7 separate regions of the Homo sapiens genome follow, and all the other regions are linked to region 1. Evidence: chromatin loops called from intact Hi-C (ENCODE). Cell type or tissue: PC-3. All regions are shown on one strand. Links, peaks and the distances in the headings refer to the core of each region. The heading gives the core; the rest is flanking DNA. Region 1 has its middle 120 kb from the start of TEX13D. Region 2 holds the start of STAG2 (STAG2 cohesin complex component). Region 3 has its middle 38 kb from the start of TEX13D. Region 4 overlaps SH2D1A (SH2 domain containing 1A). Region 5 overlaps STAG2 (STAG2 cohesin complex component). Region 6 overlaps SH2D1A (SH2 domain containing 1A). Region 7 overlaps TENM1 (teneurin transmembrane protein 1).

Region 1 (4,705 bases), core at 431-4,430:
TTAATATATTACTTAGTAATTTTTATAACTTTCTAAGTATTTTCTTTTAAGTACCTTCTTACTTAATACTTAGAAAAATTCCTGGCTGGGCATGGTGGCTCACGCCTATAATCCCAGTACTTTGGGAGGCTGAGATTGGCGGGGGATCACCTTTGGTCAGGAGTTGGAGACCAGCCTGGCCAACATGGTAAAACCCTGTCTCTACTAAAAATACAAAAATTAGCCAGGCATGGTGGTGGGCACCTGTAATCCCAGCTACTTGGGAAGCTGAGGCAGGAGAATCGCTTAAACCCGGGAGGCGGAGGTTGGAATAAGCCAAGATCGAGACACTGCGCTCTAGCCTGGGCAACAGAGCAAGGCTCCATCTCAAAAAAAAAAAAAAAAAAAGAAAAAGGAAAAAAAAGAGAAAAATTCCTTCCTTCCTTCCTCCTTCCCTCCCTCCCTCCCTCCCTCCCTCCCTCCCTCCCTTCCTTCCTTCCTTCCTTCCTTCCTTCCTTCCTTCCTGTTCTGTATCCATTCTACCTTCTTTTGGCAGAAGCATGCCCATTTCCTTTGGGAAGATTCTTTTTTTGACCCTGGATAAATTCTGGTAGGAATATTGATCAAGATACCCTGCCCTCTCCTAGTGTAGGAGTAGTGATGTGGACCCAAGCTAGGTCAATTAGAAGCTTCCTCTTGAATTTGATCTATGAATGGAGTAATAAAAAGACCGCATAAAGTGTTAAGCAGTTCTTGCTCTACATCTTCTGGAGCTCCCTGGTTTCTGCTTTGGTTTCTGAGGAGTTGGTTTTTCCAGTCTCTTCTTAAACCTGTTCGCTGCCCTGTAGCCTTCAAATAAATTCCCTCTTTTCCTAAGTTAGCCAGAGTTGGGTTTTGTCACAACCAAAAAACTCCAACTCATATAAGGGTGGTTCATTAAATCATTTGGCAAATATTTATTAAGTACTTACTATTTGCCAAGGGCTGTACTAGTCACCGGGGAGGGCTTTCCAAGTGTTTAATGCGCTGATCTCTTTTGTCAATAAGAAAGAAAACTGGGAGTTAACTCTCTGCCTTCATTATAAGTGCCAAGAAAAAAAAGAGACTCTAGGAGACTCCCAGTGCTCCACAGGAGAATAATTAACTATCATTAAATAAAGTTTAATAGAAACAATAAAAACACTAACGTTAACATTATGATGATTTTGTCTAGTTGAATTAATTCAGAGCTTTAATAATTTCCAACTTTGTAACAAGTTTCTTTAGAGGTCATAGTTATTGTTATACTCCTGAGTAAATTTGGGTAAATCCTTGTTGCTCACCACTCAGGCACACATTACATAGTGTTGCCTATGTGAGAAGCAGCTCTATCAAAAACCAATGCCAATTATTTGAGGCATTTGCATTTGGGACTTATTAATAGCCATGGGTGAAAAAGATATTCACTTGGTACTTACGGCCTTTAAAAGATGAAGCAGTAGTTTGAAGGAACCAGTGGTTTGGGAGAATTAAATACTGATTCCTATTGTACCCCGTTGACATACACAGTTTAAGCTCTGATCTTGTCTTAAATTATTGGAATTGTGGAAACTGCTCCATTAATAACAATTTTAGTAACTTTGGGGGCTTAGTAATTGGTTTCAACATGACCTTTCTCTTGAAACATTTAGACTCTCCTTTCAGATTCCAGACATAGAACTAGTGTAGATTCTTTGGCATAATTGATTTGGAGTTCAAATGTAAAAGCACTCTTTTCTCTTACAGAAGCATCTGAATTCATATCTCATGTATCTCCTGATCAGCAGCCAAATGTCTCTTTGAACTGAACTTTGGTTTCAATTGCCTGTGAAAGAACACGATTCTTCTCATCTTCCTCCAAGCATTCTTCTTACTGCAATTTTATTTGCCCTTGAAAGAGCCTGTCTTTGCAATTGGCCCTTGCACGGGTGTCCCTTTAAAATTGGGTTTCCAGATCCATAAAAATTCTAATTTAAAATACTATTGGTTATGACTTCCTATTCTTGGTAAAAGAAAACAAATACTCTTGGTGATTTGAAACTAAGATATTTTCATCTTTGGGACAAATTTTGTAGCATTTAAATTTATTCATTGTGTGGAGAAAAAAGTTATTTTGAAAAATTGATGAAATTTTTGAATATTCTCTTTAATCTGTGATATTTTAGAAAAATTCAAAAAGTGTAAGTTTCTTAACTCATACAAATCCATAAAATGATGGGCCACAAAGCTCAATGCAAGGAAAAAAATAATCAATGTGCCCTACAGCATCCCCAAAGTAAATTGTGCTAATATGATGTATTTTAAGCCAGACCATCTTGAAAATAACCTTCAAATTTGGTGAAAATATGTCCACTTGTTTTTACAGCTAGAGAACAGACAAAACTAGAGAACAGGTGTTAATTACATACAGGTAAGACATAAGTGATCTGTGCAGTCATTGATGACCCTGGCCCTTTCTTCCGTGACTTCTGCTACTCATTAGTATCTCCACCAGAGGGCAGACAGTAAAAGAGAAAGGAAAGGAGAGGAAAGGACATGAGGCTCTTGCAACCCAGCAAAGAACTTGAAACTCTTTAAGCCCATCTCTGAATTCATTCTGAGGTCCTGATGGATCTAGTTTATTTGAATGACAGTATTAGCTCTGATAGGGAACTGGGTCCCAATCATGACTCAGCCACTTCAGGTAGTCAAGAACTATTTACTGAGTGTCTGGTATATGTGAGGCACTGTTCTGGACACGGGATACAGTACAGACAAAAATGTTAGTTTGTGGAACTCGCAGTCTAGTGTTGTATTATAATCCCCATGAGCCTCAGTTTCTTTATCTGTACCATGGGGACAATAACACTGGAGTTTCTGTGAGCATTTAAATGAGATACTTAAGCACCTAACAAAGTTTATTATATTTTAATTTATACCTTGTACAGTTTTATATAGCGCCTATACAATTTTTAAATTTTATACTTTACAGTCCATACACAGTTTTATATTATTTATTATAATTTATAGTCTGTACATAGTCTATGTAGTGTCTATAAAGTTTTGAATTCTATTTGACATCATTCCATAAACACTTTTCTATGAGTGATTCTACTTAGTATTTTAATGGTTATACAACATTTCATCGTGTTGATTTGTCATAACACTTCAACACTGCTCTATTCTATTAGATACTTGGTCATAGAAAGTTCTCAGTAATTATTTGTTGAAAAAAATGCATGAACATCACATACTTATATTACTTGCATCTTTTCAACATTATAAATAACACTTTATTTTCTGAATAATGTTTCTGGTAACTACTCTAAAAGTAGGATTATTGTATCAAAATGCATGACACAAGGCATGAATAGTTTCATGATCCTCAATATATATTACCATCATGCTGCTGTAAAGACTGGTACTAATTTAAAACTAATAACTACATTGGGGTTTAATTTGTATTATTTAATTATTAATATTGTTGAATTTCTTTTGTATAGTTACTTACTATTTGAATATCCATGTAGTCAAACTTATCTGTTTGTGGACCAGGACAATCTCGAGAGAAGACAGGGCAGGCCTTCTATGTAAGATGTTAGCTACAAGAGCACAAATAACCACCTGAGCCATAAGGGCATCAGGAGCAGAAAATGAGGTGACAGAAGGAAGAGCCATGCAGAAAATAAAAGGGAAGGGCATAAGAGACAGATGTTACAGTTTTGCCAAACTTACAGATGATAGATAAAGACTATTACCACAAAGGAGAACCTTTTTGTTACATCATATCGAGGGTGGGGCTGTTTTGTGCAATGAGCACCTGCAATGTTGCAAGTGAAGTTGGTGAACCCTGGTATCTTGGTTGGAGTTGAGAGTGCTGATGTAGCACTAGGCATGGAAACGTTGATGAATTAGTATGAATTGGGGCCTGGTTTGCAATGTGATTTGCATATCTGTGGTTTGGGGTTATGCATGCCGTATATTTACCCCTTTGCCCTGAAGAATAAAATTGGTTGAGTAGTTGAAATTAAGCAATGAGTCTTTGATCTGAAATGGTTTGGTAAAATAAGCAATTGTGTGGTTTTAAAAAATACTGCATATTGAAATATTTTCAAACCTACAGAGAAGTTACAAATGCAGTGCAAATAACTTCCATATCTGTTTCACCTAGATTCTTGTTAACATTTTACTGCATTTGCTCCCTCTTTCTCATATATATATAAACATTATTACATATATAAATAATATATAAACATTATTATATTAATGTGTATATATATATACACATTAGTCTTTTTCTGAACCACTTGAGAGTAAGCTGAAGACATGATGTTCTATGATCCTTAAATATTCCAGTGTGTCTTTCCCCTAGCAAGTCCACTCTCCTAACCTACCAGCATACAGCTCTCCAGGTCAGGAAATCCACAGTGGTACAACACTACCACTCAATCTGCAGACCCAATTAAAACTTTGCCAACTGTCCCAACAATGTCTCCTTTTCCTTTCTGGTCCATGATTCCATCCAGGAACACTTAGTTACCAGCAATTAGTTGTCATCAGTGTCCATCTAGTATTTAGTTGTCGTATCTCTTCAGGCTCCTTCAATCGGAGAGAGTTCCATAGATTTTTCCTGTCTTTCATGTCCTCAACAGTTTTAGCAACTACTGATTTTACATTTTGTAGGATGAGCCACGTTTCCTTATGACTAGACTCAGGCCACATTTTCTTG
Region 2 (4,705 bases), core at 313-4,312, 250 kb before region 1:
TATTTCATTTTTCATTATTTCATATTTCGTTTGATGGCATTTTCTCCCTTTGTCCTCACATTCAAAGGGTGAATTGTTTATATTTTTCAGTACCCCATGAAATAAACTCCACTTCTTATGATAGGACTGGGGCACCTAGCATTCTGTACATATTGAAGTCTTGATAAGTATTTTTTTGAAAGAGCTCTAACAAAAAAAATGGTTACTGTAAAATATTCTTAAATATTAGTAAAAATTTGCTACAACATTTATTTCTGATGTTATACCAGTTTGTTATTAATCTTCAGTGGTATTTTTCACAAAATCAGAGCTAATTTGCTAAACAGAAGAACTTTTCAGTTTTGTTCTAAGCATAAAATTGTTTAAAATCTCAGTTGCTACATAGATAATTAACTGAGAATACAAATTTATAAAATAGATAAAAAACTATTTGTACCATGTACCATAAATGTGATGTTTGGAGCAGAAAATCAGTAGTTTTCAGCTAATACTAAGACAGGAAATCATTTAATATCAATTGAGATTAAATTGGCACAATTGAACTAAATTAATGTAAAAATGACTTGGTACACGGCCCAATTTTTCTATTACTTCAAGTGGAATTTTGCATTAACTTATATAACTCTGTAAATTTTCCACTACTCTCTATTTAATGTTCTAGCTGCATCATTCTGTAACTTGAATCTATTAAAAACTGTATAGCATTCTACCAAAGATGGTCTATAAAAGAAATGGAAATTTATTTTGAATAGTATTCCACTCTCCAGAGCTTTAGAGGTAAGTAAAAATGTCTCAGATTTTACTTCTTGTTATTGATATTCAGATGTTTCTGTTTAACTTTTATTGTCCAGTTGATTAAATATACTATAACTCTTTTTGTAAAGTTGCAGAAAAAACAATAAGCACAGAGGATGGGAGAGAAACTAACAAGAGATATGGAAGGAATATAATTTAAGGACTGAAAATAATCGTTATATTACATTAGGAATGTTTCAGAAGTGATATCGGGGTGAAAGCTTCATGATTTACACGGGGCTCACCCTATTTCTCAGTTGGAAAATTTGTTTTGTTATTAATACGTTTTATTTCTTTTCTTCTAATTGAAATGTAATTTAATATTTAAGAAATATTTTAACCAAAATTTCAAAAATGGAACAGAAACGAAGACTTCTTAAGCAAACACTATTTTATGAATCTACGAACTTCTATAACAGCAATGGAGACACTGCAATAGGTCACTTCTTCCTGTCCAAGGAAAAAGCGGCGCTTTGGAGGGGATAGGCCCTCCTCGAGTTTTTCTCCCCCGAGTAAAGAGCTCTTGGCGGTCAAAGGTCCAATACACTGGATTCGAAACAAACAAAAAAAAAGGGTGACAAAGATTTTAGTTAACAGGGGTCGGAGGAGCAGAAAGGGTCTTTTCGCACTTCAAACATCTTGGGGGAGGGATGGGAAGGCAGGATGCGAAGTAACCTAAATTCCCAACCATTTCGCGTGGTTGCACCCGCCCAGGAAGGCAGTGGATGCGCGGGGGAGGCGGGGTAGGTCCCCCTCCACTCCTTTTGCCCAAATTTCGATTTCCCTCCACTTCGCTCGGTCCTATCTCTTCCCCCGCCCCGAGAGTGGCGAACAAATTGGTCGAGCGCCCGGCCTAGCCTAGTAGTCCAGTTCTTTAGGACTCCTAGAACCTGGAGATACAGACCACGTTTTCTCGGAGACGGGACCAGTGGGCTGTAAAGCAAAACAATTTTTCTTTCTTTTCCAGGGCTAGGTCTTACTGGTAGAGAATCAGCTCGCTCTCTCTCCACACCCGAAGCAAAAAGCAAAACAAAACCAACCCGTATTCCGCCCCCGATCTAGCCCAAGTAGCTCCATTAAACCATTTAGGATCAGGTGCCAGAGTTAAGCGACTTGGGTTCTTTTGGTGGGAAGGGGTAGGGACAAGGGGGCATCGAAGGTACGGGAACTAGGGCCACAGGCCCCTCACAGGGGTGTGTCAGAAGAGGGGACTTCGAAGGGTGATGCCCGACTGGGCTGCCACCTTAGCGCCTCGCGAGGGGCGGAGGGGCCCGGGGAACGAGTCCCGGAGCGAACCCAGCCAGCCTCTGGATTCCCACGGCCCAGGGCTCCGCCGGACATTCCTACCGCCCTCCCCTCGACACCCCACTAAAGACAGAAGAACCGCGGCTCGATCGGGTCCGCGGCGGAAGCGCGGCCAAACGAATGAGTAAGTCAGGCGCGGGCACGGCACCTTGTTTACCCCACTCGGCGGCGCGCCCCTGCGGGCGCCTGGTTTGCGGGCGGCGTCGGAGACGCTGAACCCGGGAGTCAGTCGGCCACGATTGGTCGGTGACTGGGAGGAGGACGCTGGGTGGGAGGGCTGGGAGCCAGGCGTTGCAGTGGCAACTCTCTGCCGCTAGATGCCGCTCCCTCCCAACGGGAGCCGGGCGCGGGTTCGTGGCCGACAGATGGCGCCTGCGCGTTCCATTCGCCTCCAAGTCGCCGAAGAGCGAACACCCCAAACAATCCCGAAGCGCCACCAAAAAAAAAAAAAAAAAAAAAAAAAAAAAAAAAAAAAAAAAGAAAAAAAACCCCGCCGGATCCGACCGCCACTTTCAAAACCCCCCACCGCTCTAGAACCGCGGGAGCTTCCGTCCCTGAGTAGAATTCGAGGGTGTAAAGAAGAGGAAGGGGAAAAATATCTTGTACCAGCCCAGGGGTGAAGAAGCCCCCGGCCTGAGAAAGAAGGAGGAGTGGGGGAGGCGAACAGTCTCGTTGCTGCCTCTGTGTACGCTGAGGGGGGAGGTAAGTTATAAAATGGCGGAGGCGAAGCTTCTAGAAGTTTGGAGGGGCACCCGGAGGGCGCTTGGCCCACCGTGAGGTGTGTATGATTGAAACAGGGCGAGAGAGAGGAGTTGGGAGGGAAAGAGGTTGGGCACTCTGTTGCCATTGAATTTCCCCTCTGCTTTCTTCGCCCCCATGGGGGGCAGCCATGGAACGGGGGGCAGAGTCCAGGCGGGAGGATCTTTCTCGCCCCCGCGGCGCCCCCCGCCCTCCTTTCTCCCTTCTCCCCCCAAGTCGCTACCCCAACACTTCCAAGGAACTTCCAGCCCCCCTTCCTCCCTACCTCCTACTCCTAGAGTGGCTTTCTACCGCAGGGCTCTTCTTTTCGACTACCCTCGCTGAAGATTTTCTCTTCCTTCCCTCGCCCAACTCTCCCTCGGGGCCTCTACGGAGACCCCCCCCCCCCATGGGTGGCCCAAAATGGAGAACGCGGAGCAGCGCAAGATGGAGGCTCCGCTTCTCTGTGTAGCAGTAGATTTAGGTTCCTTTTCTCCGGCAGGCTCCTAAGCCTAGGAGAGCCCGAACTGGAGGTGGGGTGGGGTGCGAGCCGTAGTCGGGGGAGGAAAGCCGGGAGGCTGTGGTTGGGGTGGGGGAGAGCGCGGTGTCGCGGTGAGGGGAAGGCAGAGAGCAAAATGGTGGTGCTGGGAACCTAGGGGGGAGGGGAGAAAGGAGGCTCAGTTGTGTATATTTGGGCCTCGGACCGAGGGAGGCGAGGGAAAATCTACTCTGATCACACCCCTCCCTCGTGCCCCCTCCCTTCTCCCTTCCCCTCCTCCCTTCCCTCCCTCCCCCCTCCCTCCCTCTCTTCCTCCCTTCCTAGAGAGGGAACAACATTCATGTGACGGGCCCCTCTGCTTCTCCCCCGCCCCATCATCTCCAGCGCGTGGTGGGGGAACTGCTGGGGAAGGCGATTGGCATCGATCTCTCCATCCCTTCCGAGGCCCGACTTCGGTCAGTTTTCTTCGGGCAACAATTTTCTAAATTGGCTGGGGTCTGGCGGTGTTGGCCCCCGCGCGCAGACCTTGCCCCGAAGGGGGCCCTGCCTGCCTGGCATGGGCGGAGGGGGGAAGGGCGGGAGTGGAAGGCTGTTTGTTGGGGGGTTTTGGCGCCACTTTTGTTTTAGTTTTAGTGCTGCTTTTCATTCCCACCCCCACCCGCACTGTCTTTCTCAAGGCACGAACTGAGCTGATCCTTGCCCCAGGTAGGCAGCCTGTGCGTTTTCACTCCACACTTTTATTCTTGCTCGGGGTCGACTTTCTTTTTTCTTCTCCCCTGGATCCGGAGATCTGCGGACGGCGATTTTGGGACGAAAAGGGTCGGATGGGCCGTGGGAGAGAGAAGGTGTGGGAAACAGCATCAAGTAGTTCCGCAAAACTTTGAGCCCCGTTCCCATTTTCTTTTGGCCTAGAATTGTGAACGTATTGTTGATTTCGGCCTTTTTTTCCCCCCGTCGCGAGAATGTCTTGTTTTGCCTTTAGTTTTTTATAAACCGCTGTACTTTCGACATTTAGTTTCCGCTCCCCCTTGGTGCATATGTCATTTTATTTTTAATCCTTAACTGTAATGGGTTATCGTGTGATTTTCGTGCTTCAGTGCTCGGCTTTAATTTTTAATATTGTATTAGTAGTTTCATCCGGTTTGTGAGACTTTCTCTTCCGTGGCCTAGAATGTTTTTTATGTTGTTGCCTACCACCCCTCTTCCCTCTCCCTCCTTCTTTCTCTTGGATGTAGTTTTTAAATTGAGGGCCATGGTGTTGGATTAAATGGTAATTTACAGTTTACATGATATATCTATTGGAAACTTTTGATCTGTAAGGTTAGATTTAAAGTAAACGAGGCGCTTGTGTTGGTTTGCAATGGTTCC
Region 3 (4,705 bases), core at 436-4,435, 83 kb after region 1:
ACACACACACACACAATTTGGATATATAATATATATATTCATTTATGCTATCCAGTTTTTAATTTCTAAGAGCCCTTCATTTTTCATTGTTTAAATGTTCCTTTTCTAGAACCCTGTTTTGTTTTTGCAGATGCTGTCTGTTTTCTTATCTCTATCTATCTTGATATTTAATGATATTTTAAGTCTTCCCCAAATAATCTCTTTCCTCCAAATTGCTTTTAAAAAATTTTTATTGTAAATAAAAACAGATGCAGAAAATAAACAAAACAAACATATATCGCTCAATGAAGGACTGTATGAAAACATCCTTGTAACCATCACCCAGATCACTAAACAGAATTTAGCCAGCTACCCCAGAAGCCCTTCCATGTTCTCCCTTCCAATTACAACTTCCTCATTCCCATTCTAAGGAACCACTATCCTGATTTTTGGTGTAATCACTATCTTATGTTTTAAAAATAGTCTGATTAAATCTGCACATTTTGATATATTTTTAATTAAAATCTGTTAGTTCACCCTTCAGATCTTTCTCTTCTTTACAATTTAGCTCTTGAACTCGGAGAATAATATCTGTAATTTCTCATAATCTGAGTTTTGCTAATTTCACATTTATGTGGAGTCCAACACATTTTTCTGTCCTTTGTGTTTTTGACAAATTGGCAGGTGGATCCAGAGACTGCATCAGACTCAGATTTGATTTCTTTGGCAAAATTATAGGTGGTGTTTGGCAAGACTATGGGAGGCAAATAGTGTCTGGTTGTCTATTTTTTTGTGATATGAACAGATATTAATGCTTAATGCCTATATTTATCAAGTCACAGAGGTTGTAAAGTTGTGGTATTTTAATTCTATAATATTTCCTACTCATTAGTTGAAATAGTTTTATATAGAACAATTATCCTCATCTACTATTGGGTTACCAACAGTACAGTTCATATGATTCAAACATATTAGATGGGTTTCTATCCTTTGTAATTTTTATTAGTTTGGCTAAGCTGGAATTACATTTTCCAGAATCCCCTTCCCTCCGTGGCACCAGGTGAGAGTTGGCCAAAAGAGAAATTTGTGCAAGATTTGGAAGACAGAAATGAAGTAGCTATTTCACTCTCTGAGGGTCGTTGTTACATGCAGCGAGAACTAGACATAGAGGTGCCTGCTGATTCCAGCTTATTCTTGCTTTTCTCCATTCAGAATTCAGCTCTTCTTCCCAATTGCCAGTAAGAGTGAGTAAACCCAGGCTAGTATTGCAGGTTGCCAGATAAAATGCAGGACACAGAGTTAAATTTGAATTTTAGATACACTATATTTATTAGTATAAGTATGGCCCATGCTCTATATACACATATGTGTATATATATATATGTTTTACATATGTGTGGTTTTACGCATATTTCACACTTATATAATTTACATACATATTTTACACACATTGTACATATACACTTATAGTATGTGTGTACATGCATGCATGTGCAAAATCTGGCTACCCTACCCTAGACCCACCACTAGATGCAGAGGGAAACAGCTTTCCAGGGACTTCTCTATCAGCAATCCTTTCCATTCCCACTCTGGTAACTGGATACGTCTGGCTGTTTAGTGACTTTCCTCTGATCTTCCAACTCTCTCTGGTCCTTACTTTCCCAGCCTCTTTCCCAATTATGTATGTTTGACCCTTGAATAACACATGTCTGAAATGTGTGGGTCCACTTATATGTGGATAATTTTCGGCCAAACACAGGGATGTCAAACACACTTATACAGAGGGCTGACTTTTCATGTATGTGGGTTTTACAGGGCTGACTGTGAAACTTGAGTATATATGGATTTTGGCATACACTGGGGATCCTGAAACTAATTCCATGCATATACCCAGGGATGACTGTAGTTTTATTACTATAACAAATATCTTCTTCCATCATACTCATAATGGTTCAGTTTTCCTGGCTAAATCCTCACTAATACAATCCTGCAAATACAACCAAGGCTTTCATGCCTTGTCCATAAGGTAGACTCTAAAATTTGAAAACCAAGTAAAACAGCATATATGTTTGCATGATTATTCAATTCTGAGTCATGTAATGTTGGGTCAAGAAATGCCAAGACAGTCAGTGTACTAAAATTACATTACATCCTCTATGGATCCTAGTGTTTTTTTTTTGTTTGTTTGTTTTTCTGAGACAATGTGTCACTCTGTTACCCAGGCTGGAGTGCAGATCAAGGCTCACTGCAGCCTCTATCTCCCAGGCTCAAGTGGTCTTTCTATCTTAGCCTCCTGAGTATCTGGGACCACAAGCATGCATCACAAAGCCAGGCTAATTTTTCTATTTTTTGTAGAGATGGGGATTTGCCATGTGATATGGTTTGGCTCCGTGTCCCCACCCAAATCTCATGTTAGGTTGTGATCCTCATGTTGGAGAAGCAGCCTGGTGGGAGGTGATTGGATCATGGAGGTGGACTTCCCCCTTGCTGTTCTCATAGTGAGTGAGTTCTCACAAGATCTGGCAGTTTAAAGATCTGTGGCACTTCCCCCTTGGTTCTCTCTCTCCTGCCAGTCATGTGAAGATGTACTTGCTTCCCCCTTTGCCCCCCTCCATGATTGTATGTTTTCTGAGGCCTCCCCAACCATGCCTCCTTTACAGCCTGTGAGTCAATGAAACTTTTTTTCTTCGTAAATTACCCAGTCTCAGGTAGTTCTTTATAGCAGCATGGGAACGGACTAATACACCATGTTGCCCAGGCTGGTTTTGAATTCCTGGGTTCCAGTGATCCTCCTACCTCAGACTTCCAAAGTGCTGGGATTATAAGAGTGAGCCTCTGCACCTGGCCTGGATCCTAGTCTTAAGGTGAAATGGATGTTCTCTATGTGGGTGTTTTATCGTATTTTCTTAAATCCATCAATCAAATAAAACCTGTTCTATTTCAGTTTGCTTGATGTTTGGATCACGATTTTCCTGCACATTTAAAAGCTTTTCCTGGAGTTTGCTTTTATTTATTTATCTCCTCATCCTTTACCCCTTTCTTTTGTCATTAGAGTTTTGGAAAAAAAAAAAGCCAGATGAAGTATTGGAGAGTATACAAAATCCAATTTGTTGTTACTTAAATATCTAAAGCATTGCAGCCCTGTTAGGATAGAAAATATTAAGAAGACAGAATCAGACAATCAAGTGGTGAAGCAACCTGGATGTGGGGTTGTAGACTCAAATTAGAAGGAAAAATTATGTAGTGTATAAGTTGAATTCAGTTTATTGTATTTGGGCTATGAGAGCACACCACTGGAAAATCTGAACATAAGGGTTTCTACTGGCATAATGACTATTAGAAAAAGCACTCAACTTTTCCATCCACATTGTAGAAGGTATTAGAATCTCAGGTCCGAGCCAAAAGCTCTGGTCAATAAACATGAAATCCTCTGTGATAGTGATCCCAATTTTGAGAAAGTATTATTACTTCCACAGTGGGTAGCTTTTTAATGTTGGGAAAGTTTAGAATTGTGTATAGACATCACTAAATAAGTGAAAATGAAAACACCAGTACTTTCATGTTAAGTTCAGAAATGGTGTTTTTGTAATCATTGAGGCAATTTGTACATGTGGTGTTTTAAACATTTGTAATGTTTAAGATAATTTGACGTATAAAAGTATCTATCAGATTAGTTTTATGATTCCAACTGAGTAATTGATTTTATACTTGTGTTTTCATCTTGAAAAGAATAAGAAAGCTCTAAGTTTCTAAGCAGTATTAGAATGTTCACACAGACTTAAAGATTCACCCATATTTATACATTTCATTTATTGTATTTACTAGAATTGTTTAAGTACTTGTTTAGTTGTTTAGTGCTTGCTAGGGTCATTTAAAGTATTTAAAAAGAAAATTAGATATATTAAATTTACAAATGCAGCTGAAAATGTTTAAGATAATTTAGTTAAGTTAGAAATTGGACTGACTAATAAGTAGAATAATATTTGTAAATTTAAATTAAAAGTTAAGGGAAAAGCTAGCTTTTAAATGTTCTAATTTAAACAAATTGAAATTAAACAAACCAATGTAATCATAGTCTTTGTGTGTGTGTGTGTGTATTTGTGTGTGTGTGTGTAGAAGTCACCTTTAATCACACCAAGAAACTTGCATTTTCAGTTTCTTCTAACTTTATTTAACTTTGTAATATCTTGAGATTTTTTTCCAAATCTGTCACTATGCCATTTATCCCATTGAAGTCACATTCCTTTTTTAGATTCTCTGTTTTCCTGTTCTGATCTGGTCTGGTTGTTCTTGAGGCCTGCTGCACAGCTGTAATACCAGAACTTCCCTCTCTTGCTTTCCTAAGATAAATCCACTGTTTTCTATATCAGATGACCAAGACTGCAAGTTGCCCTTCAATTTCCATTCTCCCCTTCTAAAATAGTAACAAATCCCCTAATTTTTAGATGAGCAAATAAAGATAAGTCCTGGCATTTCTTGCAGGTAGGTGTGACTATGTAACTAAGTTCTGGCCAGTGGAATACAAGTGGAAGTGACACTTGCAATTTCCAGATTGTGTCCTTCTTACCTGCTTCATCCTGTTGCCTGGAACATGGATGTATGTGAGGGTATACCAGCCTGGAACATGCATATGAGGGAAACAATTTGGGTAAGATAAAACAACAGGATGAAAGAAGCCCAGATTCCTGATACTGTGGATTCCTGGTCACTCATTCATGTTGTTTAA
Region 4 (4,705 bases), core at 360-4,359, 160 kb after region 1:
TGAATCAGCCAATAACTGCCATTTTGTGAGGAAATAGTGAAGGCAAGAGATAGGAATGTGCTTTGAAAATGAAAAAGTGCACTGAGGAAAGTATAAGGAGGCAATTTGTGCCTATGACCTGCATTTGCAATTTGGAGACTCTATCTTGGAACCAACGAACTGTTTGGACTTCTGCAAGAATGGCCATGTTATTTTGGATGAGTTCTCAATCGAGCTTTAGGAAGGTGGAGGGTAGGTGAGAGAGTGGGGTGGAGCTGGGTGAGAGAGTGTTCTACATCTACTGTGAACATATGGGGGAACACTAATATAGAGCTAAAAAGAATTTTTGTCATGTTTTCAATGAAAAATTACCCCAACATAAGGAAATGACTGAGAGTTACTATGGATAGTGTAGTATGCTATCTTCAGCATACCACTATCTAGCTGACAGAAGTCTTCATGCTCGCCTTCATGTTTTCTCATTAAATGCTAAAAAAACAAACAGCTCCCACCTCAAAAATCTACCAGATGGAATAGCTGAAAAACAACTTAAAAAAAAAACTAGTCATTGTTCAATTGCTCATAGCAATACTATTTTATTTTACGTAAAATGACAGGTTTGAGCTGATGCCTGAAGCTTGGCTCATAAGCTTTTGCAGGAAATTGTTGTTGATTTCAGGCAGTGTCTTTGCAAGACAACTGATGTCAGGAAAGGAACACATTTTAATAGTCACCTGCAAATAACTGTCTCTTTAAAAACACACAAATAAATAAATAAAGGTGACCTTATATAGTCTTTCATTTTCATGTCATAGAGAAAACCTTGTTACAGTGACGTGCTGATGGAGAGAACAATTTTGGGAGTATAGGGAAGTTTCCCAAGGAGGAAAAAATTTAATGTGAAGAATGGCGCAGGAAATATTGTGAGGTGAAAGAGTATGAGGACTGAACTAGCCGTGCACTGTGTGCATCATAACAGCCAATTTTTAATTTCCTGTGTAGCATTTTATATTGTGGGATGATGGCAGGGAGGATGGGTTGTTGGTTTTTCTTTTGTTGTTGTTCCTCAGGCTTTTTATTAATGACCTGTAGGATCTGTTTTTTTGTTTTTGTTTTTGTTTTTTCCTGTTTAACTGCATCCCCTCTGTTGGTGAATTCATTGTGGGTAATGGCCTGTATACCCTTAGAGGTTTGAGATGTCTGATGGGGAGCAGGCAGGAAGGGCAGGGCAATGAGCAAGAGCTTGTACAAACTAATACCACCTTTGGGAGAACTGAAATGACAGCTCATTAGCTCCTCTTGCAGGGAAATTCAGCCAACCAAAGTAAGCTCTTCTGGAATGTTGTTTTTCCTTCTTCCTTATGTTTTCAAATATTTCAACAAGTTACACAAATGTTACTTCTCTTAGCATCCCTAGCACATTTTGTAGGTCTTTTTGTATCATTATGAGATAGGTAAATAATTTGCTTGGCCTTTTATTTTCCAGACAGCACCTGGGGTACATAAAAGATATTTCCGGAAAATAAAAAATCTCATTTCAGCATTTCAGAAGCCAGATCAAGGCATTGTAATACCTCTGCAGTATCCAGTTGAGAAGAAGTCCTCAGCTAGAAGTACACAAGGTACTACAGGTATGATTTCCTCTTAATTTTTGACAGGGTTTGGAAGCTCAGAGTTATGAGTCAACCTGTTCATAACCATATAATCAATTAGAAGTTATGTAAGAAAAATGCAGTGAGAAAGTAGATGTAGCCAGCAAGTCAAATGAGAGGTGACAATTTATGTGCTATAATTTTCATCTATTATTCTAATAACTTTTAATAAATCTCTGTAAAAACATCAAAAATTCTATAAGCCCATAACATTTTAACTGCTCTTGTCTGTCTCATCTTGTTCTTTCCTGTCCCTTTAATAGGTAGCTAAGTATGATTTCACTTCACTAATTCAGACACAAATAATGTGAAAGATGGTATAATTCAGAGAACACCTGGGCTGTCCTTTATCTTTGCTTAGTAAACTGTTTTTTCCTTCAGGGACATGAAAGCTAACGTTAGCCTGGCACACATGATTCTGATTTCTGAATTGGTGGTGCTTGAATTAATGACATTTTTCTGAAGCAAAGGAAATTAAATAGTGCACTTTATTGTTCCACTGGCACATATTGTTACATATCCTGAGCAAACCTATTTTAGTGTATGTGTCGTGCTAAAGACTGAATACCAGCCAATGTCTGTAGCTATCTGATACGTGACTGTTTACTCCTCTATTGAATGGGGTTTATCATTTGTTTGGAGTAAGAGGATAGGCCTTGATTGAAACAATAAATATTTATGATAAAAGAAAACGAGTCCCTTTTTGACAGGGACCTAGGCTCAGGCATAAACTGACAATTAGACTCAAGTGGTGAATTAAATTAATGAATAGTTAGCCTTTATAATACAAATGCAAATAGAGCTCTAATTTCCAAGTTGGCTAGTTGTTTTTTTCTGCCTAATATTCCATTCTTTATAACTCAGTTTTAAATAATAGTTGCTTGAGGTATATTACTGTGTTGTGTCATTGTGAGTTTTATGCAGTTGGAAATTTTATAAGTTTGAGTTAATCTGTAATTTTAATAGTTTGTAAGTTTATTTTTTCTTGATTTTTGTTATTTTTCTTTAGGGATAAGAGAAGATCCTGATGTCTGCCTGAAAGCCCCATGAAGAAAAATAAAACACCTTGTACTTTATTTTCTATAATTTAAATATATGCTAAGTCTTATATATTGTAGATAATACAGTTCGGTGAGCTACAAATGCATTTCTAAAGCCATTGTAGTCCTGTAATGGAAGCATCTAGCATGTCGTCAAAGCTGAAATGGACTTTTGTACATAGTGAGGAGCTTTGAAACGAGGATTGGGAAAAAGTAATTCCGTAGGTTATTTTCAGTTATTATATTTACAAATGGGAAACAAAAGGATAATGAATACTTTATAAAGGATTAATGTCAATTCTTGCCAAATATAAATAAAAATAATCCTCAGTTTTTGTGAAAAGCTCCATTTTTAGTGAAATATTATTTTATAGCTACTAATTTTAAAATGTCTTGCTTGATTGTATGGTGGGAAGTTGGCTGGTGTCCCTTGTCTTTGCCAAGTTCTCCACTAGCTATGGTGTCATAGGCTCTTTTGGGATTTTTGAAGCTGTATACTGTGTGCTAAAACAAGCACTAAACAAAGAGTGAAGGATTTATGTTTAATTCTGAAAGCAACCTTCTTGCCTAGTGTTCTGATATTGGACAGTAAAATCCACAGACCAACCTGGAGTTGAAAATCTTATAATTTAAAATATGCTCTAAACATGTTTATCGTATTTGATGCTACAGGATTTGAAATTGTATTACAAATCCAATGAAATGAGTTTTTCTTTTCATTTACCTCTGCCCCAGTTGTTTCTACTACATGGAAGACCTCATTTTGAAGGGAAATTTCAGCAGCTGCAGCTCATGAGTAACTGATTTGTAACAAGCCTCCTTTTAAAGTAACCCTACAAAACCACTGGAAAGTTTATGGTTGTATTATTTTTTAAAAAAATTCCAAGTGATTGAAACCTACACGAGATACAGAATTTTATGCGGCATTTTCTTCTCACATTTATATTTTTGTGATTTTGTGATTGATTATATGTCACTTTGCTACAGGGCTCACAGAATTCATTCACTCAACAAACATAATAGGGCGCTGAGGGCATAGAAGTAAAAACACCTGGTCCCTGCTCTCAGTTCACTGTCTTGTTGGACGAGAAAACAATAACGATAAAAGACAGTGAAAGAAAATAACGATAAAAGACAGTGAAAGAAAATAACAATAAAAGACAAGGAAAAAATAACAATGAAAGTTGATAAGTACATGATAAGCGAGGTTCCCCGTGTGTAGGTAGATCTGGTCTTTAGAGGCAGATAGATAGGTCAGTGCAAATACTCTGGTCCATGGGCCATATGAAAAGGCTAAGCTTCACTGTAAAATAATAACTGGGAATTCTGGATTGTGTATGGGTGTTGGTGAACTTGGTTTTAATTAGTGAACTGCTGAGAGACAGAGCTATTCTCCATGTACTGGCAAGACCTGATTTCTGAGCATTTAATATGGATGCCGTGGGAGTACAAAAGTGGAGTGTGGCCTGAGTAATGCATTATGGGTGGTTTACCATTTCTTGAGGTAAAAGCATCACATGAACTTGTAAAGGAATTTAAAAATCCTACTTTCATAATAAGTTGCATAGGTTTAATAATTTTTAATTATATGGCTTGAGTTTAAATTGTAATAGGCGTAACTAATTTTAACTCTATAATGTGTTCATTCTGGAATAATCCTAAACATATGAATTATGTTTGCATGTTCACTTCCAAGAGCCTTTTTTTGAAAAAAAGCTTTTTTTGAATCATCAAGTCTTTCACATTTAAATAAAGTGTTTGAAAGCTTTATTTACCTAATTTGTCTTGAAATATTCCTTATAATTCCTTATAAAATATTCAGAGACTGATGCTATTAATAAACCAAATAAAGGATTGATGATTATCTTATCGGAGTGATTCCCTGGAAAAGGTAAGTGCTTTTCTGATTTTATTGCTGTCCAAGTTCCCGGTTGATGAGCCTACTTCCTGTCTTCTTTGGCTGGCCTTTTATTCATCAAGTTTTTTTTTTTTTTTTTCACCTTTTCTTTCCCAACATGAGCATCCTTGCTATTT
Region 5 (4,000 bases), core at 1-4,000, 110 kb before region 1:
TTCTAGCTCCTCAGCCTAGCAAACAAAGCCTTTTATGATCTGGTTCCCTTGCCATCTTAACCTTGGCCTTTTCCTTACATGTATTCTATGCTCTAGCCATATCAAATCTTGTAGTTCCACTCAGATACACTATGCTCTTTCCTGACTCCATAACTTTGTATAAGCTTTTTTCTGCCAGAAATTCCCCTTTATTTTTCCTCCTAGTAAAGTCTTTCTTTGATACTAATTCTGACATTACCTGTGGAATTTTTGCTGACTTCCACAGATTTTTTTTTCTCTCCTTCTTTAACTGTTTGTACACACTTTATTGTAATAATTACCAGACTTGTGTAGTGAGATAGGATATTACATGCCCTGGTCCTTCACTAGACTGAACTCCCTGAGGCAGTGATGATGTTATTCATTCTTAGTTCTGCCCAGCACAATAGATATTTAGTTTTGTCAAATGAATAAATCATTTAAATGCCCTGCCATCTCCCTTTTTAGAATCTACCCATTTTATGTTCCTTGTTCCTCACACCTACTGCCTCAGGTGACGGTTATACCATCCTCAAAGGCCTGCCTTCTATGTACAATTTCTACCATTCCCACCTTGCCCTCTCCTACCTCATAATCTGCTTTCAGATAGCTTTTAGAACTATTTTGACAAACTAATTCACACTAACATGTTTACTAATAAGGCCAAGGGGCCGGGCTCAGTGGCTCATGCCTGTAATCCCAATACTTTGGAAGGCCAAGGTGGGAGGATTGTTTGAGCCCAAGAGCTTGAGACCAGCTTGGGCAACACAGTGAGACCCCATCTTTACAAAAACTAAAAAAATTAGCTGGGCATGAAGATGCATACCTGCGGTCCCAGCTACTCAGGAGGGCGAGGTGGGAGGATTGCTTGAGCCCAGGAGGTTGAGGCTGCAGTGAGCTGTGTTCACAATACTGCACTCCAGCCTGGGTGACAGAGCCGAGACCCTGTCTCAAAAAAAAAAAAAAAAAAAAAAAAAGTAGAATCTGCTTCAATTGGTCTTAAGTGTGGCCTGAGATTCTGCACTGCTAACAAATGCTGTCAGTGCTTCAGGTCTGCAAACCATACTTTGAGTAGCAAGACTTTATAGTACCTAATGACCTGTTGCACTCATAAGTCTATAGTTTAACTGCACACTGAAGTTTATGGTTTTCTTGATAATTAATCTAACAGTATGTATCATCTTAGTTTGTTAAATAAAACATGGAGGTAGTGATTGTGATGAGGGGTAAAGGAATATTTTCAAGCAGGTGCGATGAAATGCATTTATTCAACAATTTATTACATCAGAAGTTGGTGCTAAAGCGAATAAGACACTCCCTGTCCTTAAGGAATTCATATTCTAGTGCACCTTGACTATCACTTTGAAATGAAAAGTATGGAAGGTAGTAGCTGAGAGTTTGGGTGACAGACACTGTGCTAGGTATGATTTATTTTGATCCTCTCAGCAACCGTGTGAGAAAGGTAATGGGAATTTCCACTTTCATACCATAGCAAGCTGAGACTGAAGAGATCATTTAGTGACTTTGCTCAGTTATACAGTTAGCAAGTGTCCGAGTAGTAATTTGATGCCAGTTCCTTTTGATTTAATAATCTCATGCTGTCTTCTACTGTTGTGCTTCCCAAAACTAAAATCCCCATTTGGATGAGAACACCAACAAAAGTAATTAAGAAATCGAAATGGTTAACTGTGATCAAAATTAATATGGGCAGTTAGGATCACCATTTTTTAATGTATTTGTCTAATGTCAGGAGAACTTTTAACATTCGTTTTCTTAGTTACATACTAGATTTGCAAAAAGGTGTTCTTCAGATTACTAAAATAATGAAACAGCAATATTAACTATGTGTATCTATTTTTGACATTTAACATTTAGAGAAAAATAGGGGCCTAATAGTCATTTTTTATTTATAGTGATTTTATAGCATTCTCATGTATATTGAATGTTACAACTGAGGGGCTTTTATTTATTCTTAATTTGATAATAGTTTAGCTGCTTCTGCTACAAAAATTAGGAAAATTAGCACATGTACTTATAACTGTAGTTTTATAGCATTACCACATGATGGCAGCAGTCACATAACTGAATGCTCAGTAATCTTTAAAGGCTTAGGTGTCTTTAGAAGTCTTTGACCATGTAATTTTTTTTTTAAAGTTAACAGTTTATTTTTTAAATATACACTAAACTATACTCCATACTGTCTTAACCATAACTTAAGAAATGGAATAATGGAAAATTTTGAATGTCAAATTCTGTTTGCCTTTATACAATACCCCACATCTGTTCTTACTGAAGCCCATAATACCGGAGTCATCTAAACAGTAGCAAAATTGGGATTTAAATTCTTTAATGTCCAGTTCTGAGATTCTCCAATTCTAAGGGAAGTAACTCAAAGCACCCTAATGTAGACACTTCAGTTTGTTACTAAATAAATTGTAAAAATATCTTTTTAAACACTTAATTTTTAAACATGATTTTCTAAATAAATCATAAAAAATATCTTTTTAAACACTTAATTTTTAAACAAGATTTTCTAAATAAATCGTAAAAATATCTTTTTAAACATGATTTTCACATTATCCAGGAGTGGTAATATAAAAACTCTGAACATATTTTGTGTTGCATATACATAAAATTCTAGATTTATGGTGTAGCTGGTTTTATATTTGGACACAAAATTGGTTTATACCATTTTGATAACAGTTGTTTTCTGCCAGAATTGCCAAAATACACTGAAGTTTGATATTAAATATGTTTAAGTATTTATTAATGTTAACATCAGAAACAGGCAGAGTTTGTGTTGGCACAGAAAAGAAAGTGTCACTACTCTCATTCTCTTGTGTTGAGATTCTCTTATTAGAATTATTTATAGTATAAAATTGGTAAAGAAGGGCTCCATGTAATGGAGCTAATTTAATGTTCTAGTAAGAGAATCTACTTATAACCTAGTCTGTACAAAACAAAAAGAATCTCAAGTGTTTGGGTGCTTTCTAGTCAGGCACTCTGTTTGGAAAGAACTTGAGTTCGTCTTCATCCCATACTCAATACTAAATTGCTAATTAAGATTTTGTACTTTCATTCATCATCAGACCTTTTCTACCGAGATTCATAGAGTGTTATGGTAAGAATTGGCCTTTAAACATTATCTCGGTCTTTTTGGTGGAAACGTTCTAACCACCCAAACTCTGACTTGAACCAAAAAAGGAGAACCCTGAAGCATGCGGGAAGGGGAGAGGACAAGGGATTAGTAGTGTGGTAGTTACTGTGAATGGACAGGTAAGAAATTGGGTGCACGAGTCCTCTTTGTTTTCATTACTTGGGATTCCAAACACTACTTGATAATTCATTATAAAGAGGCTGCAATCAGATACTTGTTTCTGGATCTGCAAATACACAGTTTCTTCAGCTCAAAACAATACATGAGTTCTATGACTTTTGTTCATAGAACTTATAAGAGATTTAACTTACAAGTAAGAGCTCTTTGTAATATTTCAGCTCATTACATCTGGCTTTGATATCAGTTCTTAATAGCTTATTATAGTATTCTAAAATATTACTTAATGGGCATAAGTGCTAGAATTTTAATTGAACAACCTAACTTTTAGTATATATACTAAGAGTCACATGCCATTCTTGTTTAGTGAACAAGGGAGAGTTGCTCCATTCATCATCTGCTTTTACTTTTAGACAAGTAATTATTAGATTTTACCTAACATTCCTTTCTCAGTTGGAGTATATAGAAAGCATCAATGTAAGTCATTTTGCCCAGATTTTACCTTACCCTTTTGATTTCTTAAAATTTGTAGTTCTGTTCCATTCACTTTGGCCAGATTTTCTAAAGAAAGCTTCTTGCTTTCTACATACTTGAATTGTTCTTAGATTTTTTTTGGTCTGCATACTCAAATGCCTTTTTGAAAAACCATATCCACTTCCCAGCACAAATAGCCAAGTTTGCAAGACTTTCTTAACCCCTTTCCAAGGA
Region 6 (4,705 bases), core at 424-4,423, 140 kb after region 1:
ATTGAAAGAAGGTGGAGTGAGTGGGTGGGTGAAAGGCGCTGCTTTAGGGAAGCTGACAAAGGAGATAACATGCTCCTTAACCCAAAGGTGAAAAAGAATGTACAAAACAAGTCTGGGCAGGGGAGGGACAACAGGGTATAGTGAGAGGCAAGATATACCTAAGGCTTCAGCCTCACGGGGCTCCTGGCCGTTTCTCAAGCTCCTCAAAAATGCCCCCACTTAGGATTTCTGCGCTTATTGTTCCTTCTGCCCAAAATACCTTCAGTTCACATGTTTGTTCAACTGTCTCCTCCCTCAGAGAGGACTTGCTTGACCACCTATCTAGAACAAGTGCCCTCTCCCTGTCCCTGATACACTCACTCCATCTCTTTATTTTTCTTCAAAGAGCTTTAAACTATCTGATAATTTGCTTGTTTACCTACTTATTGCTGGGCTGTCCTGCAAAAATATAATCTCCATGAGGGCGGAGATACTGTCTCCATCACCAGAAACACAGGAACACATAATAGGCACTCAGCAGATATTTTTGAATTAACAAACTGTCAAGGCAAATTCTGTTCTTTACTGCAATAAACGGAATGGCCATTGAGAGGTTAGGGTATGGACTCTGGGAAAGTCACTCAAATTCTCTGGGACTCAGTTTCCATATTTATAAAACAGGAATAGTAATGTGTATCCTACCTTCTGCAAAAGATTGCCTTAAGTACCTTATGCAAGAGAGAAGGGCAGCTTTAGACTTTTGCCTATGTAGGCCGGAACCACATGAGGAATTAACTTAGGCAGGTGAGAAATTATCAAGCATTTAAGTTTTCGCCCAAAGTGAATCTTGCATAAATGCAGTTTTTATGACTCTTAGTTCTCCATGAAAACCTCCTTGTGAAGTAGCGGAAAATACTAGACAAATTGGGAGTTCCCTTACGGTGTCTTTCAAATGGTACACTGGGGCCTCAAAGTCTTATGTGACTGTTAGGGTGATAGCCAGAATGTGCTGCAGAGGGAAGATATGAGGATACATTGCCTTTTATCAGTTTCTCAATGTTTTTGAGTTGAGTGTCCCTTTTGATAAATGTAAAAATTTCATTCCCTCTTTTTGGTGCTACACTGTAATTATAAAATCAGATTTTATTTAGAAATAAACCACGTACTCATTTTAAACCAGAACACTTATGATATGCAGTCGAAATAACAATATAAGTGGTATCATATACACATGGACAACAAGGTATAGCTGACAAACATGCATTGATTGTAGGGTTTACTCAGAATGGTTTCTCATTCTATCTTTTGTTTACTCCTATTAACCAAGAAGATTTAATTGAGCTATAGTTTTTATATTTTTATTGTAGAGATAATACATTTCATATGCCTTCAAACTGTACTTTAAACTGTACTTTCAAACGATGCTTGCCCTTTTCCCCAGTTCTGAACCTCCTAATCATGGCTTTCAGATATGGCCTTTTCTTCTGTTCTGATTTAGAAAATCGAAAATTGAACTGCTTCATAAAGCACTAAAGGAGTTTTCCATTTATAGGATTGCTCACCTTCATTTTAAGTAATAAGTATTTCTTTCAATTACTTTCTCTAAATAAATATAGATTTTTGTATAAGTCTATTAAAAATAGTTCCTTATACCTATTCATTATAGAAAATTTGAAACATATAGATAATAGAAATTAGAGAAAAATCATCTATAGTTTTATAACCTAAAGATGACTATTGCTAAAAATTAGGTGAATTTTCTTCTATATTTTAATAAGATGAATTGCTTTTTGAGCACGTGTGCTCTTACAATTGTATTCTTACGAGTGACGTATTTGACTACTAAAAAGTTTGATTTTTGTATGCGTCAAAAAAAGTAAGGGCAAACACCAAATGTTATATATTTATATATATATAAATATCTAATATATATAATATATAAATATATAATATAAAATATATAATATATAAATATATATTATATAATATTATATAATATATAATATATAAATATATATTATATATAATATTATATAATATATAATATATAAATATATATTATATATAATATTATATAATATATAATATATAAATATATATTATATATAATATTATATAATATATAATATATAAATATATATTATATACTATATATAATATATAAATATATATTATATACTATATATAATATATAAATATATATTATATACTATATATAATATATAAATATATATTATATACTATATATAATATATAAATATATATTATATACTATATATAATATATAATATATACTATATTATATATAGTATATTATATACTATATTATATAGTATAATATAGAATATATTATATATTGTATATAAGATAATATATTATATATTGTATATAAGATATAATATATTATATATTGTATATAAGATATAATATATTATATATTGTATATAAGATAATATATTATATATTGTATATAAGATATAATATATTATATATTGTATATAAGATATAATATATTATATATTGTATATAAGATATAATATATTATATATTGTATATAAGATATAATATATTATATATTGTATATAAGATATAATATATTATATATTGTATATAAGATATAATATATTATATATTGTATATAAGATATAATATATTATATATTGTATATAAGATATATTATATATTGTATATAAGATATAATATATTATATATTGTATATAAGATATAATATATTATATATATATTATAAATATGTATATTTTTATATATTATTATAAATATATATATTTTATATATATTATTATAAATATATATTTTTATATATATTATTATAAATATATATTTATATATATTTATATATAAATTTACATGTGTTAAAAATATGATTGTGTTCTTGTATTCTTACAATTGTATACGTTTCCCATTTCCCACTTAATATGAAAAAAATACACTCATATGTAATGTTCTTAGAGACAACTTTAAGATGTTATTTTTAATGGCTGCATGGTAGTCCAGCTAGCTAGTAAGTATACCATATTTTGCTTAGCCAGTCACCTACTTTTAGACATTTGACTCATTCCATATTTTTGTTATTATAAATTCCATCAGGATGTATATTTCAGTACATTAAAGTTTCCTTGCATTTATGATTATTTCCTTAGAATGAATTTCCAGTGTGGAATTTCTAGGTCAGAAAACATAAACAGCTTAGGATTCTTGATATATACATGATCATGAGATATTTTCCCTAAATGGTTATTCCAATTTACATGCTCACCTGTAATGCATCAGTGTCCATTTCACCACACCCTCACTAGAAGTGGGTATTGTAGTTAAGAAAATTTTCCCTTGACATTTGGCCTGTTATTCTTTATTTTATATTTACACTCTATCTCTTTATTTTCCACATTTTATATTCCTTTGGTTAGTGACTGTCATTTTATATGGTTGTTAAGCTGTTGTATTTCCTCCCATGATTTGGCTTTTTGTGTATTTTTCTCATTTAACCAGTTGAATCATACTTTTTTTAAACACACTCTATGTGTATATATATATATGTGCACTAATCCTTGATCTATTGCAAGGTATCCTTTCGAAGTTTGGTGTTTGCCCTTACTTTTTTGACACATACAAAAATCAAACTTTTTTAACACATTGTAAATTTATATATATACTAATCCTTGATCTGTTGCAAGGTATGTTTTCTAAGTTTGGTGTTTGCCCTTACTTTTTTTGACACATACAAAAATCAAACTTTTTAGTAGTCAAATACGTCACTCGTTTTCTTTGTGTTTGATTTCTTCCTTGGCTAGAAAGTCCTTTCCCCTTGAGATATGTCATAAAACTTCACTGCAGTTTTTGTTTTAAATTACGGTTTTGTTAGTTTACATTTACCTCTTTAATTCCATTTGGAGTTGTATTTTGATGTGGATAAAAGATCTAATTTGATTTTGTTTCCAGATAGCTAGCAATTGTCCTAATATAATTTATAAATACAACTTCCATTCTTCATTGATTTGCTAGCCGACTTTACCATATATTAAATTCTTATATATAACAGTTACTGTTTCTGGACTATCTATTTGTCTCAATTGATCCATTTATTCTTGCACTGATAGCACTATAGTATGATAATGTTTTAATATATTTTAAAAATTATTTGCTATTCTTATCTGTTGGTTCTTCAAAATGAAATCTAGAATCATTTTATTAAGTTAAAAAAAATTCATTGGACCAAATGTTTTAGCTCTCACATGCCAGTGAGAACACATGATATTTGTCTTTCTGTGCCTGGCTTATTTCACTTCACATAATGACTTCCAGTTCTATTTACATTTCTGCAAATAACAGGATTTCATTCTTTTTAATGGCCAGATAGTATTCAATTGTATATGCATAGCACATTTTCTTTATCCATTCATCTGTTGCTGGACTCTTCTATATCTTGGCTACTGTAAATAGTACTGTGATAAATGTATGGGCGCAAGTATCCCTTTGATATATTGATTTCCTTTCCTTTTGATAGATACCCTGTAGTGGGATTCCTCAATCATATGGAGATAGAGAGTAAAATGATAGTTACCAGAGGTTGGGAAGGGTGGAAGGCGATGAAGAGAGGTTGGCTAATGGGTACAAACAGACAGTTAGATAGAAGAAATAGGTTCTAGTGTTCAGTCGCACAGTACGGTGACTATAGTTAACAATATCTTATGTATTTTGAAATAGC
Region 7 (4,705 bases), core at 272-4,271, 180 kb after region 1:
TCAGCCTCCTGAGTAACTGGGACTACCAATGTGTGCCACTGCATCTGGCACTCTTGAAGGGTTTTAAGCAAGTTAAGGGACGGTTGCAAGAGGGCACTTGCAAGCTGGGAGAAACTGTCAAGTTGGTATTTTAGAAAGGTTACTTCAACGTGCATATGTTTCAGAGGAAGGTAAATGGATGGCAGGGCATTTCACAAATTAATTTATAGTTATCATAAAGTATTGATTGACTTCACATACTAGATGTCTTCCTAAAAATTGTGCATAAAATATTATTATGGCACTATTAATGTTTTGCAATTGATGTTTTAACTTCACATTTCCATTTGTGTTTTAATATTAGGGAAGCATGTCATTAAAACTGAATGATTCTCTGGTTATGCAGCCCCTCTCCCCCAAACTGATCTGTATTTTAGAAACAGTTGTTTGTTGAGGTATAATGCAGGTAACAGGTGTTTCATAAATATTGATTGTCTTGTTTTAATTCTAAATGCAGACATAAAAGGAGCACTGTTTTAGGGAGGACTCTAATTGACTGACATGTGCATCTCATCTTTTAATAAAAATAAAAATTTCTCATCCTTGGAGATTCTGATATGACTCCCTAGAGGAGCTTTATCCTTCCCCTTTAGAAAATTACCTTTTCAAGCAAAGAGATTTAGTTGAGGGTTATTTATTCAAGTTTGTGTTATGAAAACAATAGGTATATTTTCATTTTCTAAGCACAAATTATATAAATATTTATGAATGTGAATTACACAAGTATATGTAATGTACATTTATATCTTCTAAATATGACATTACATTCTAATATTGAATGTGCTTTCTGAAACTGCATATCCTCCCTACCCTTCTGAGAATTATTGACTTTGAATTGCATTTCAGTACCATGAAGTCAAAGTCAGTGGTTATTTGCTCATTTGTTCATTCTTTCTTTTCCACCAACATTACGCCTGCAGAGCCAGAGGTGAGTGCAGAAATCCTGTCAATTCGTCACTTGTGGACAACCTGCAGCTTGCCACAGCCTACAGTTCCACCACTGTGACCTCTGAAAACCTCCTGAACAAAAGGAAGGAGACTTGGAAATCCTGAATGGGCTTGGAGACATTAAGGGAGAACTGCCTCCCTGGACCAAGGCAGAATTCAATAGAACCAGCAAGAAATTTTCCTATGAATGGGAAAGCAGGTGGCAGGGGGCAGGGGTGGAAAAGCTTTGTACAGGAATTGTGGAAAAGCTTTTGCATTATCTCTAGTCTGAAAGTCACATTTCTCAGTTCCTTTCCACTCTCTTCTGTCAACTTGCTGTGAGTAAATGACATCTGTCACCTGTGACACGGGCCAGGGACTATCACCATATGGCCCCCACACATTATCTAGTACCAGCCTGCCTGGGCCATGCCTTTTCCAGTCACTGTACCAGCCTTTCCAAGTATTTATGGCACGTCGTTGTTATTCTCTCCTCTGTTCCCATCCTCCTGCCTGCAGTAAACCACTGCCTGAACCGTGTTCCTAGGTGGTGCTGATGCTGGGCTGTCTCAAAAGCCCTTAGTCTGTTTCAAAGCTTCCTGCCAATGGCAAGAATGTGGATGATGTGATTAGAAATCAAATGAATGTAACTGTTACATTGCCAAAATACCATTTAGCTCTCATTTGGCTGCTTTTTCACTTTGGGTGGGCATTATTATCAGTTTGCTCAAAAACAGTGCTTATGAATCTATCCAATGTCCACAATGCTGTTATAGGATAAAAGGCCATTTCTTATTAGTCCAAATAACAGAGTGGGAGACTTTTATTCTTTTAATTGATTGTGAGGTTCTAAAAGAGATAATTGTAAAAGCAACAACAACAGCAACAGCAATCATGGCTGTATGCTTATTTGAACAAGACTAGAAATGAGAGCAGAAATTTGAAAAGTTAAAGCATTTGAATGACCACCAGATGGCAGTGTGGGGCCACCTGGAAGCTGAAGCCAAAGTCGTCGTTCTGTCTCTCTAGGCAGCCTCTGAAAGTGTCAGCCCCAAAGAGGCAATTGCTGTAAATGTATAAGGCTAAAGTATCTTATTAAATGATTATAAAATATATTTAAATGCATTTTAAAAATGAAGTTCATAAGAATTATTTTAGGAAACTGAAAGGTTTACATTTACTCTAATACAAAATTTTAGCCCACAAGTCTTCAAAATATAATTAACTCAGAGAAGTCTCATAAATCAAGACAGAGAATTAATGACCACATAGAGAAAATTTAAGAAACAATAATTGATTTTTTTAATAGGGAAGAGATCATTAAGCAACCACAGCCATTACCCAAATAATTATTTTTCTCCTAATGGCTACAACCATTGTGCATGAAAATGATATGCATAAGTTTCACTTACTCTAGAAGAAGTCAAACTATTTTCACAAAATTTCTGCGTGTTAAGGTGAAAAATCTGCTGCTGCTTTTTAATACATCGTGACACAGGTATGGCAAGCGAATTCACAAGGTAATACCAGAGTATTTTGGGGTGTAAAAAGAGAAATCCATTTTAAAGTTTGAGAATTCTTAGTTTAAAATATACTACAAGAACGAGCCTCTTTATCCCTGCTCTGCCCCTGTCATAGTGGGAGAATGTGCCACAAAGGCCATATTAATGAGAGGACTGGAAAGAACACAAGGAGATACAAAACCTCAAGTCAGTGAAAAAGTTACATGTTACATGGGATTTTGGTAAATTCAATGTTCTTTCCCTTTTTCCCTCTAGAATCACAATTTCAAAGATGCTTTAATTTCCTCCCTCCCTCCCTGCCTCCCTCCCTTCCTTCCTTCTTCCCTCCCTTACTTTCTTCTGCTCTTTCTTGTTTTGATTTACCTCCAAGTGGCAGTAAGTGCTAGCTAGCATTTAAATTCTCTACTTGGGTGTTTTATATTAAGTTATTTCATTTAATTATATCTATTCAGTGAATTAGTTATGATTACTGGTAATAATAATGTTAATAAAATCAATTTTATGACAAATGACTTTTGGAAAGTAAAGAATCGTTCCATAATTATGCGTTCTGTAGGTTCTGAGTTTTGCATAACAGGACTGCTTAAATCAGTAGCTACCCTTTTAATTAGAGAACAAATTAAATATAAAATCAAGAAAGGAACAAAAGTGAACTCAAAGGTACAAATAAGCTGGTTTGTCTCACTGGTCAGAAAGTTACCAGGACTTGTCTTGATACCTTATTCTGGGTGAGGAAGGTCTTATTTTTGTCCACTGCAGACACTGGCAGTCTCACCGAGGTTTTTGTTTGTTTGCTTAGCAATTATTGCCAACTACGTTTTTGTAGCAAAGAGAACTTGTGAAGTTTGCTTCACGTGATTCTTTGCTTAAGTAAATTTGATGGAATAATCAGTGAATTCGGAAAAGAGAAACAATAAAATCTCCTCATTGGTGTCAGAGAAGAGGCTAAATAACTGCACCCAGGGATGAAATTGAAGTTTTCAATAGGCTCTTATGTTATTGTGCAGATAGTCTAAAGGGAAAGTCTTTTTTTTATTATTATACTTTAAGTTTTAGGGTACATGTGCACAATGTGCAGGTTAGTTACGTATGTATACATGTGCCATGCTGGTGCGCTGCACCCACTAACTCGTCATCTAGAGGGGAAAGTCTTATGAGACCTAGATGTGACTGTCTATAGGCAATTAGCTCAGTTGGTCGGACTCTGGTGCCAATGAGGTTGGAATTATGAGTGCAATCCTACGTATGCTTCTAAGGAGTGCTGGCTACTTAACTAGTCACATGGGGGACCTGTGGAAAGATTGGTGCAAACCTGTCTTCCTTTCTGAAAAACTAACTCAGCTAATATTCTGTTAGTGATCAGTAGCACTGTTTTTTTCATATGAAGGTCATCAATATACACCTTAAGAAATACTTTGCCTATGCACACATACCAGCAAATTTTTGGATTCAGTTAATGTTGTAACAGGCTTGGCATTCTGTAGGCACTAGTCACACGGTTTTGCCAATCATTCTTGTTACCAAAATTCAAAAGAGGAAAGACCTGCTCTATAAGATTCAGATTTTGCCAGTGTAGAGGATAGATTATAGATTTGATAAATATTTCTAGCAAAAAAGGACATGAGGTGGATTCACCAAAGGACTCCTTCCTTTTGCCCTGGCTCCCAAGTGAACTCTGCTTCATCTCCAGGCATTTCCAACTTGGTAAATTCTCCAGCAACAAACTCTGGGAACTAGTAACATGGTTTGATAATGACATATAACCACTGGCACACTATTTTTGTTTAACTTTGGGGAGGGCGTATCAGAAAAGTTGGGCATTATTTGGTACCAATAGGGAAATCTGTCATGTGAGCTATGAGCTCCTATGACTTCTCTAAGAACATCTAGAAGCTACCTTGTACTGATTACCCTTGAATTCTCAAGGGAAGCCATTTTTCAATTTTTGTAGAAATTAATTTAGGACTGATGAATTCCTAAATGTGTTGAAAGAATAGATTTGGGAAACAAGAGGCACTATCTTAGGAGATTAGACATTGAGATAGAGATCAATTACTCTTACTGTCCTCTGGTACCAATCTGGCCAGAAACCATTTTGCTCTGTAGGGGCTGATGTTTGACAAATGGTTCCTGTAGTGGGATTAAAATATTTTTCTATTATTCCCAGACACAGGCCACAAGCTCCCATTATGGATGCTACTGGAGACTCAGTGTAC

Evidence for each region. Peaks named below come from ENCODE experiments on the same cell type or tissue, not always from the same donor. Only the 100,000 strongest peaks of a DNase experiment are listed, where the experiment ranks them.
Region 2: it touches region 1 in a loop (15-fold over the local background); 14 of 110 quality-filtered maps call a loop at or near these places.
Region 3: a loop joins it to region 1, with 4 times the contacts of the local background. A loop is called at or near these places in 3 of 110 quality-filtered maps.
Region 4: a loop joins it to region 1, with 5 times the contacts of the local background. A loop is called at or near these places in 26 of 110 quality-filtered maps.
Region 5: a loop joins it to region 1, with 4 times the contacts of the local background. A loop is called at or near these places in 7 of 110 quality-filtered maps.
Region 6: a loop joins it to region 1, with 6 times the contacts of the local background. A loop is called at or near these places in 10 of 110 quality-filtered maps.
Region 7: it touches region 1 in a loop (6-fold over the local background); 25 of 110 quality-filtered maps call a loop at or near these places.

The regions. Positions count from the first base shown.
Region 1 is chrX:124,209,031-124,213,735 of GRCh38, forward strand. No RefSeq gene overlaps it. Among named protein-coding and RNA genes, the nearest start is that of TEX13D, 120 kb to the right of the region's middle. In PC-3, for the core only: a CTCF peak has its summit at 2,501 (motif pointing right); DNase peaks (open chromatin) are centred at 921 and 2,501; H3K27ac peaks cover 1,421 bases.
Region 2 is chrX:123,958,065-123,962,769 of GRCh38, forward strand. STAG2 (STAG2 cohesin complex component) reads left to right here and starts at 3,642. Exons shown (of 35, transcript NM_001042750.2): 1 at 3,642-3,792. STAG2-AS1 (STAG2 antisense RNA 1) reads right to left here and starts at 3,277. Exons shown (of 2, transcript NR_130770.1): 1 at 3,125-3,277; 2 at 1,169-1,341. RefSeq lists enhancers at 1,608-2,523, 2,052-2,241, 3,222-3,271, 4,700-4,705 and a silencer at 3,592-3,731. In PC-3, for the core only: a CTCF peak has its summit at 2,423 (motif pointing right); DNase peaks (open chromatin) are centred at 2,357 and 3,577; H3K4me3 peaks cover 3,661 bases; H3K27ac peaks cover 2,827 bases.
Region 3 is chrX:124,291,934-124,296,638 of GRCh38, forward strand. No RefSeq gene overlaps it. Among named protein-coding and RNA genes, the nearest start is that of TEX13D, 38 kb to the right of the region's middle. In PC-3, for the core only: no CTCF peak of the experiment used is centred there; a DNase peak (open chromatin) is centred at 2,108; H3K27ac peaks cover 681 bases.
Region 4 is chrX:124,368,711-124,373,415 of GRCh38, forward strand. SH2D1A (SH2 domain containing 1A) reads left to right here. Exons shown (of 4, transcript NM_002351.5): 3 at 1,466-1,610; 4 at 2,641-4,450. The coding sequence ends at 2,681. Among named protein-coding and RNA genes, the nearest start is that of SH2D1A, 24 kb to the left of the region's middle. In PC-3, for the core only: no CTCF peak of the experiment used is centred there; no DNase peak of the experiment used is centred there.
Region 5 is chrX:124,096,210-124,100,209 of GRCh38, forward strand. The region is part of intron 34 of STAG2 (STAG2 cohesin complex component); the gene reads left to right. Among named protein-coding and RNA genes, the nearest start is that of STAG2, 140 kb to the left of the region's middle. In PC-3, for the core only: a CTCF peak has its summit at 2,076 (motif pointing right); no DNase peak of the experiment used is centred there.
Region 6 is chrX:124,348,274-124,352,978 of GRCh38, forward strand. The region is part of intron 1 of SH2D1A (SH2 domain containing 1A); the gene reads left to right. Among named protein-coding and RNA genes, the nearest start is that of SH2D1A, 4.1 kb to the left of the region's middle. In PC-3, for the core only: no CTCF peak of the experiment used is centred there; no DNase peak of the experiment used is centred there; H3K27ac peaks cover 1,425 bases.
Region 7 is chrX:124,386,830-124,391,534 of GRCh38, forward strand. All of the region lies in intron 31 of TENM1 (teneurin transmembrane protein 1), which reads right to left. It overlaps LOC105373331 (a long non-coding RNA gene), which reads left to right. Exons shown (of 2, transcript XR_938576.1): 2 at 960-3,001. Among named protein-coding and RNA genes, the nearest start is that of SH2D1A, 43 kb to the left of the region's middle. In PC-3, for the core only: a CTCF peak has its summit at 1,928 (motif pointing right); no DNase peak of the experiment used is centred there.